Regions from separate parts of the Homo sapiens genome. Here region 2 is linked to region 1. Evidence: chromatin contacts called from ENCODE Hi-C or POLR2A ChIA-PET data. All regions are on one chromosome and are shown on one strand. The core of a region is the stretch at or near the end of the contact, and the rest is flanking DNA. Distances in the headings are between cores, read along the strand shown. Region 1 overlaps PKD1L1 (polycystin 1 like 1, transient receptor potential channel interacting). Region 2 overlaps PKD1L1 (polycystin 1 like 1, transient receptor potential channel interacting).

The links. A loop is a pair of places that touch in the nucleus more often than their neighbours do. ChIA-PET counts read pairs that join two places held with the same protein, here RNA polymerase II (POLR2A). Pooled maps may share reads with other maps.
Region 2: a loop to region 1 is called in a map of endothelial cell of umbilical vein, with 7 times the contacts of the local background. The contact joins two enhancer-like sites. A Hi-C loop is called at or near these places in 1 of 168 maps with a recorded cell type or tissue (endothelial cell of umbilical vein) and 2 of 50 pooled maps. POLR2A ChIA-PET finds 5 or more read pairs at or near these places in 3 of 52 experiments (AG04450, BJ and PC-3).

What each region holds. Positions count from the first base shown.
Region 1 is chr7:47,784,762-47,788,829 of GRCh38, forward strand. All of the region lies in intron 56 of PKD1L1 (polycystin 1 like 1, transient receptor potential channel interacting), which reads right to left. Among named protein-coding and RNA genes, the nearest start is that of PKD1L1-AS1, 8.5 kb to the right of the region's middle. RefSeq lists a silencer at 1,950-2,244. Within about 2 kb of position 2,055, at least 18 of the 41 ENCODE cell types and tissues checked have a DNase peak (open chromatin) inside an H3K27ac peak, as active enhancers do; they include PC-3, where a contact is called at or near this core.
Region 2 is chr7:47,844,624-47,848,691 of GRCh38, forward strand. PKD1L1 (polycystin 1 like 1, transient receptor potential channel interacting) reads right to left here. Exons shown (of 57, transcript NM_138295.5): 32 at 2,256-2,448; 33 at 372-455. Among named protein-coding and RNA genes, the nearest start is that of PKD1L1-AS1, 51 kb to the left of the region's middle. Within about 2 kb of position 1,673, at least 3 of the 41 ENCODE cell types and tissues checked have a DNase peak (open chromatin) inside an H3K27ac peak, as active enhancers do; they include PC-3, where a contact is called at or near this core.

The DNA of each region.
Region 1 (4,068 bases), core at 805-3,304:
TGCGCCCAACCCACAATAGCTTCTTTTTAAAAGCGTTTCACTTGGAAATAATTTTAAACTTAATAAGAAAGTTACAAGAGTAATTCAGAAGTACTCAGCTACCCTTTCCAGAGCCACCTATTAGCATTTTCCCATGCTTGCTTTATTAGTTGCCCTTTTCTATCCATATACATCACCCACCACTTCTTTTTGCTCAATAACCAGTTCACTAAATATTTACTGAGTGCTGGTCTCTGTGGAAGCCACAGTGGTGGAGAGAAAGTCATGAGAACTCAGCTAGCAAGGGCAGAACCAGGATGTGAGAGCAGGTGAGAATGATCATTTTTAGTTAAGTCTAGGAATATACTGGTCCTTAACATGCTGAATGAAGTCTGGGAACTATGGGGTGCATTCTTCCTGAGCATACCTCATTTGAACTTGATGTTTGCATCCTTACCGACCCCTCTCGGCTTCACATGAAGAAACACATCATAACATAGGTCCAAGTGGATACAAAAGTTGCTCAGGTTTTTGTCCATAATTTTGAGATTTGTACTTTCCAAGTTCCAGGAATATAATGTTTTCTGAGTGGACATAGTTCACTTTCAAGTCAATGTTGTTCATCTTTGGATCCCCAGCCTCTAGAATTGTGCCTGGCACAAAAATACTTGAGGAATGCATGAAACGTGAAAGTGTTAATAGTCTCTATTAAAGCTATAGACAGCACTTACAGCATGCAGACACGAACTCCTTTAACTCCTTTACCTCTCTCAGTGGTCTCATGGGAGAGGCTCTACTACTGTCCTCCTTTTACAGAGTAGGATGTAAAGACACCAAGAAGTTAAGTCGCTTTCCTACAGTCACCCAGCCAGTAGTTAAAACTGAATCACTCCACAGTTGCTCAACCCTCAGACCTGCCTGACCTCCATGTTTATCAGCAGGAGTTGGGGCATCTCTAGGGCATCATACTTTCTGCATGTTCAGGCCGAGTTGATATTTCTTTCTTTTTTTTTTTTTTTGAGACAGAGTCTCACTCTGTCGCCCAGGCTGGAGTGCAGTGGTGCAATCTCGGCTCACTGCAACCTCTGCCTCCCGGGTTCAAGCAATTCTCCTGCCTCAGCCTCCTGAGTAGCTGGGATTATAGGCGCCCATCACCACAGCCGGCTAATTTTTGTATTTTTAGGAGGCACGGGGTTTCACTACGTTGACCAAGCTGGTCTCGAACTCCTTACCTCAAGTGATCCACCTGCCTCGGCCTCCCAAAGTTCTGGAATTACAGGTGTGAGGCACCATGCCTGGCCAATATTTCATTTTAAAAAGCCCCTTCTAGCCTGTTTCTTCCTCAAGGATTCAAACTTAGTGTTCAGATACATTGCATCATCTGTTAGAAAATACCAAAGTCAATGAAGATTCAGTAAGTTTACAGAACCTAACTATAACTACAAAAACTTCTAGATTTGAGGGAACTCAGTAAATTTCTTTGACAGTCACCTGTGACGGGGGCTACGTAAACGCATTGGGAAAAGCTAAGTATTCTAAATCTTCTCATTATTTTACAAACTGGCAAGTTAAAGGAAGAAGCTGAGAGAAAATTCACCCTCTTGATGGCTTCCTGCTCCTAAGTAACACTGACCAGCAGAGTTCAGAGCACAAACCTTGCTGAAAAGAGTGGCTGTGGACTGTGGCACGCCAGTCTTCACAGATTGTGTTGGGGACCCCAAATGTGAAAGGGAATGCAGATTTTCCACAGTTATAAAAACCATCTCACCTTCCTCCTGGCAGGTAGGTGCTAAGGAATTACACTGAAAAAAATAAAGGCAAAAATCCTCTAGGAGAGACTCTGTGCCCTGAGGTCAGGCGCTCCCCTCTGGATGTTCCTGCCTTACGCAATGGTATTCACAAAAGCAAATCAAGAGGAAAATATGTGGAGGAAAAACCCTTCTGACATCTCTAAATTGCATCCACTGACTAGTGGCCTAGCCAGCTCCTGCAAAGTGGTGAGTCATCGCAGTAGAGAAGAGGCCCGAGCAAGGAGCAGGGCAAGAGCTCGGAGGTCCTTCTGCCCAATCAGCAGCAGCCCCCGGCTGGGAGGTCTCTTCGGGGTCCAAGGCTACATAGCTGAGAGGCCACAGAGTGCCAAGAACCGTTAAGGGGGCCGAGCTGGCAAGGGGGAGAAGGTGGGGGCTGGCAACTCACCGCATTTTGTTGCCATGAGTCACTTTAAAAATACAAAGAACAATATGATTTGTAGGTGGTTATTGATAGCTCCAGGCATCCAATCCTTCTAGTTTATAAAGATACAAATCTTAATTATTAATGGTTAAGATGAAGAAACAAATAAATGCCTTGAAGTTAGGAAATTCAAACGAATTGTTTCCTCAGATCCCCTCACACAAAAAAGGGTCTGTTCTGTAAAGTCCAGCTTGCTTGGCCTATTCCAAGACCAATGACATTCCTGGTTCTTTCCCAGGGAGGCCAGCTAAACTCATGTTGCAGAAACTTGAGTTCTGCAGGCAGAAACCCACCTGGGAGCCAGGTGAGAGAGACCCACCCTTGGCAGCATTAACTTTTTGCCAAACATACTTTTGATAAATACCTCATAAAGTGATAGTCCAGAAAGCGTTGTGTTTTCCTGTGGAATGAAACCAAAGTTATGATTGCATTGTTGCTGAAAACGTCCCACTCATACACAAGAAAAGTAAGTCATAAGGGCAAAGACAGCACCTACAAGCCTCCACCATCATTTGAGGGAAATTCTTTTCTCAGCCATAGGAAATTAGTATAGATTACTATGTGTTGTAACTGTATAAGGACTCACAATAGTGTGTGTTGTGTATATAAAGGACTGCTCAACCATATTATAAATTTAAAGTTCTTGCTAGTTATATGAGCTATAAAATATATAAACAAATTAAGCGGGTTTAAAGGAAAGAGATGAGCCATACGCCTTTAAAATGCTGTGGTGGGACTTTGTTTTCATTTGCTTTTTGAGACAGGTTTTCACTCTGTTTCCCAGGCTGGAGTGCAGTGGCATAATCATGGCTCACTGCAGCCTTGACCTCCTGAGCTCAAGTGATCCTCCCACCTCAGCCTTCCAAGTAGCTGGGACTAGAGGTGTGTGCCACCACACCTGGCTAATTTTGTATTTTTTGTACAGACAAGATCTCATCATGTTGCCCAGACTGGTCGCGAACTCCTGGGCTCAAGTGATCCTCTAGCCTCGGACTCCTAAAGTGCTTGTATTGTAGGCGGGAGCCACTGTGTCCGGCCTGTTGTAGGACTTTTGAACTGACAATCTTTTTGTCCTTAACCTTAGTAGTAAAGGCTCTGATGTTGTATTATTAAATATAATACTGACATTTAACTTGAGCTATATTCCTATTTTTTTTAAAAATATCGATTTCATTTTTATTAAGAATATGTTTTAATACTTAGGAATGAATGTTGAATTTTATCAAATGCAGCCATGGAAAAAATAAAATGATAGCTTCCTCCCTGTTTGGTGAAGGTTATTAATATATTCTTTTTTTATTTATTATTTCATTTATTTTTATTTTATTCATATATTTTTATTTTATTTATTCTATTGCCCAGGCTGGAAATGCAGTGGTGCGATCTCTGCTCACTGCAACCTCCACCTTCCAGGTTCAAGAGATTCTCGTGCCTCAGCCTCCTGAGTAGTGGGGATTACAGGTGTGCACCATGCCGGGTTAATTTTTGTTGGCCAGGCTGGTCTCAAACTCCTGGCCTCAAGTGATCCACCTGCCTTGGCCTCCCAAAGTGCTGGGATTACAGGTGTGAGCCACCACACCCAGCCCAGTTATATATATATATATATTTTTTTTTTTTAATTTTAATTTTAATTTTTTTTTTGAGATGGAGTTTCTTTCTGTTGCCTAGGCTGGAGTGCAGTGGTGCAATCTCGGCTCACAGCAATCTCCGCCTCCCAGGTTCAAGCCATTCTCCTGCCTCAGCCTTCCAAGTAGCTGGGAATACAGGTGCCCGCCACCACACCCGGCTAATTTGTTTTGTATTTTTAGTAGAGATGGGTTTTCACCGTGTGAGCCAGGATGGTCTCGATCTCCTGAC
Region 2 (4,068 bases), core at 423-2,922, 59 kb after region 1:
TGTGACAATAAACATAAACCAGGACAGGCTCTTTAGGTATTATTGTCACTGTAGATATCAACCCTATCAATAATAATTGACCAAATTCACACTGAACTAAAACTAAACTTAAAAGTATGAAAAGTATGTTGACTTTCTTGTGTTTACAAATCTCTCATCAGTGAATTCAAGTATAGAGAGACAAGATATATAAGTATATATTCAACTATATAATATTTAAAGATAATTATCTACTAATATGCACATTTCAAAAATGCAATGATAGTAAGTAACATGGATTTCAAGCACCCCCGGAATTATATGTGGGCATCCTGAGTGAACAGTAAAACAAATAAAGTCTATGAAGTCTTTATGTAGGAAATGGAACTTACCTCTGTAGCTTGGAAATGTCACTCACTTCAAAACTGGCCTTCAGCTTTCTCCTTAGGAGAGCGAATGCCGCGAGGCGATGGTAGCTAGGAGGGAAATGCGGATGAGGATACAGAATGTGTGGAGAGAGCAGCTGTTGACAGTGTAATGGCATGTTGGTTAAAGGAATGAGAAAAGGAAGAAAGAGTGCAATAATGATAACTTTATGACTAAGACCCAGTTTAAAAGATTCACCTGACACCTAAGTTAGAAATGAGGGACACTTCTGATGTGCCAGAGTTCTTCACATCTGCGTGTTGGGGCACATGGCTCCCATGGAGGCTGTCCTGAGATGCAAGACTCCACAGCATATGGCGGTCTTCATGACAGCCCTCCACAGCATGGCTGCAGCCTGAGGCTCTCGGGTCCCAGTCACAGCCTAGCTGTGCTGCTGGTCAAGCTCTGGCCAACTCCTCTGCCTAAGCACCAGTTCCTGGCATTACAAATATCCTACCCTGACAATCACTGTAAACACTGTCTCCTTTTTTAAAAATAAAGTCTATCTCACCCTCATTATCTTGTGAGCAGGTCCTAGGTGTTATTGATTTATTTTAAATTTTTTGTTTGTTTGTTTTTGAGATGGAGTCTTGTTCTGCTGCCCAGGCTGGAATGCAGTGGCGTGATTTCAGCTCACTGCAACCTCTGCCTCCCAGGTTCAAGCGATTCTTGTGCCTCAGCCTCCCAAGTAACTGGGATTGCAGGTGTGTGCCCATCTAATTTTGTATTTTTAGTAGAGATGGGGTTTCGCTATGTTGGCCAGGCTGGTCTCAAACTCCTAACCTCAAGTGATCCACCTGTCTCAGCCTCCCAAAGAGCTGAGATTACAGGCATGAGCCACCACGCCTGGCCTGTTATTCATTTTTGTACCCTTGGCTCATAAAAAAGTGCCTAGCAGAGAGTAGTTACGTAATGGAGAATGAATGATTGCATTAATGCATTTATCAATAATTTAATATGGAAGCAAAATATTGGGCCATTACCAGTAAGTTTGGATGTGCTCCTAGCAATGGCATTAGAAAAATTTAAGAGTGTAACATAAGAAAATCAATAAATGGCTATGAATTGCACTGCTACGGTATGATCTGGATATATTTGCCTCCTAGCAGGAAATCACAAAATATAATGTCTTATGGCTTATTTGTTTTTTAAAAGGAAATGACTATTTCTGCTTCTAAATATGACTAATAATTGTTTATCCTAATGAAAAGGTAAGGGCAACAAAAAAGAATGATCTGAGCCTCTTATAGAATTGTTAGTCTGTCAGCTAGATGACAAACAATTTCTAATTTAGTGACATGACTCATATGCCCAGAAATTCCTGAGGAGGCTGTTCATGTTTGCGCAGAGACTTTTCTTGCCTCAGAAAGCACACCTTCACCACCAGGCTGTGGAGGGTCCTCTGAAGATGAGGGACTCTCAGGGCAACATGGGGGCATGGTGAGAGCTGAGGGTCCCACCTGCCTGACTACAAACTGCGTACTCAAAGGATGTCAGCACTTCTATGATAAGAAAACTGACAGGTTCATCTATCACTCATCCACCGACTCATGTCTTCAACAGACACTTACTAAACACCTCCTCCATGACAGTCGGTACGGGAAGGAGGAATACGAGGACAGTCTATAAAGCAGCCCTTGCTCCTTGGGAGCCCATAGAGTGGGAGAACCAAGGCTGACACACGAACTGGCTATGAGAGAACTGACACAGGCTGGAGAGTTGTACAAACCAAGAGAGCTCCAGCTTCTTATGGACAAGGTTCAGGAAAGGCTCTAGGGGTTGGGCCAAATGCAGAAGACAAGGCAGTCATTTACTAAAAATCTCAGATTCTTTCTCAAATGTGTCTATACCTGCAGTTCACTTTTTCAGGAGAAGTCCCTGGTTGTGGAGAGAAACGTTCAGATTTCCACTCTCTCTTGTCCCAAAACAGGCATCGGATCCACTGGAAATGTACTGTATAGTTCACTGCCTTAGCTAAATATCTGTTTGGAGGTTTTCTGTCATAGTCAGCATCCAATAAGGATAAATAGCCTACACTGGCATCTAAAAAGAGAAAACATAAATAAAAAGTACAACCTGAGGTTTGCAGAAAGGCATTCTCCATTTCAAACGCAGACAGAGTAGGCAGATAGGTGGGGACAAGGACTACAGATGAGCAAGAACTGAAAGACAGCATCAAATTCTAGCCATTTCCTGTCCCCGAAGCATTTAAATTTGGATTAAATCCACCCAGTCAAAGCTCCTGGATGCAGATACGAATTGAGGAATGGTAGAGAATTGGGAAGAAAAACAGTGTTTCTAGCATCCCGTATGTTCCAAGTGCCCCCTGACACCCTGAACAGGCCACACCCCCTGACCTTAGTGGGGATGGAAGAGGGTTGAGTCAGTTTCTTTAGCTGCCATTCAAGCCCACTTCCTGCTCCTCGCCAGTTTGTCAGCCAGCCTGCGAAATTTCAGTATACCCAGGGTCTAAACCCATTCTGGTAAGGACAGCACAATGACCCATGGAGTTTTAGCCTATCATTTTTTTTTTATGTTTAGCCTACTTTTTATATTTAGAAGCAGAAGTATTTAACATTCTACTTATTTAAAAATTGCCCAAGACTTTTTAATAAGTGGTGTTGGGACAACTAGACATTAGCCCTTTGTAAAAATATGGGCACCTCATGCTATAAAAAATAATAATAAACATTAGCAAATCAGATATCTAAATATGAAAGAAAAAACAAAAACAAACTGCACAAGTACTGAGGAACACATGAATGACTTCTTTTATAATCTGGACATAAGAAATAAATTTTGAACGATGGTTCAAAATCTAAGAGTCTTACAAGAAATGGTGGATAAATTACTATTTTAAAAATAGCCCTAACATATAAAGAGCTCTTAAACATCAAGAAAAAACAAACTCAATACAAAAGTGGGCATATATGAACAATTCACAGAAAAAAAGTGGATAATGGCTTTAAATATATGAAAAAATACCCAACTTAATTCATATAAAATGCATATTAAAATGAACATTTCTCAATTATAAGACTGGCAAAACTCAATAGCTTGAAAATACATCCTTTTGGCAAAGACGTGGGAAAACAGGCAGCTTCAGACACTGCTGGAGGTAAACGTGACAATACTTACCAAAACCACATAGGCATTTACCATCCGACCCAGGAACAGCCTATCTAGGAATTAAACTTGAAGATACACTCCTCCCCCTACATGTAATACAGTATATGCACAAGTCTTCCATGTGAATACATAGGAGACTGGCTGAATAAACTACGGTCCATCTATACAATGGAGAAGCACATAGCAGTTAAAAAAAAAAGATATCGATGAATAAATACATACGGAGTGATTTCTAAATATGTAATTTAAGTAAGAAAAGCACAATGCAAATGAGTGTAAGAAATAAGGGGAAATAATGTGGGTATGCATGGGCTTATTTTCCCAAAAAGAAACATCAGGAAAACAATTCCCATAAAATTATAATCATCGAGGCTGGGCGCAGTGGCTCACGCCTGTAATCCCAGCACTTTGGGAGGCTGAGGTGGACCACCTGAGGTCGGGAGTTCGAGACCAGCCTGACCAACATGGAGAAACTCTGTCTCTACTAAAAATACAAAATTAGCCGGGTGTGGTGGCGCATGCCTGTAATCCCAG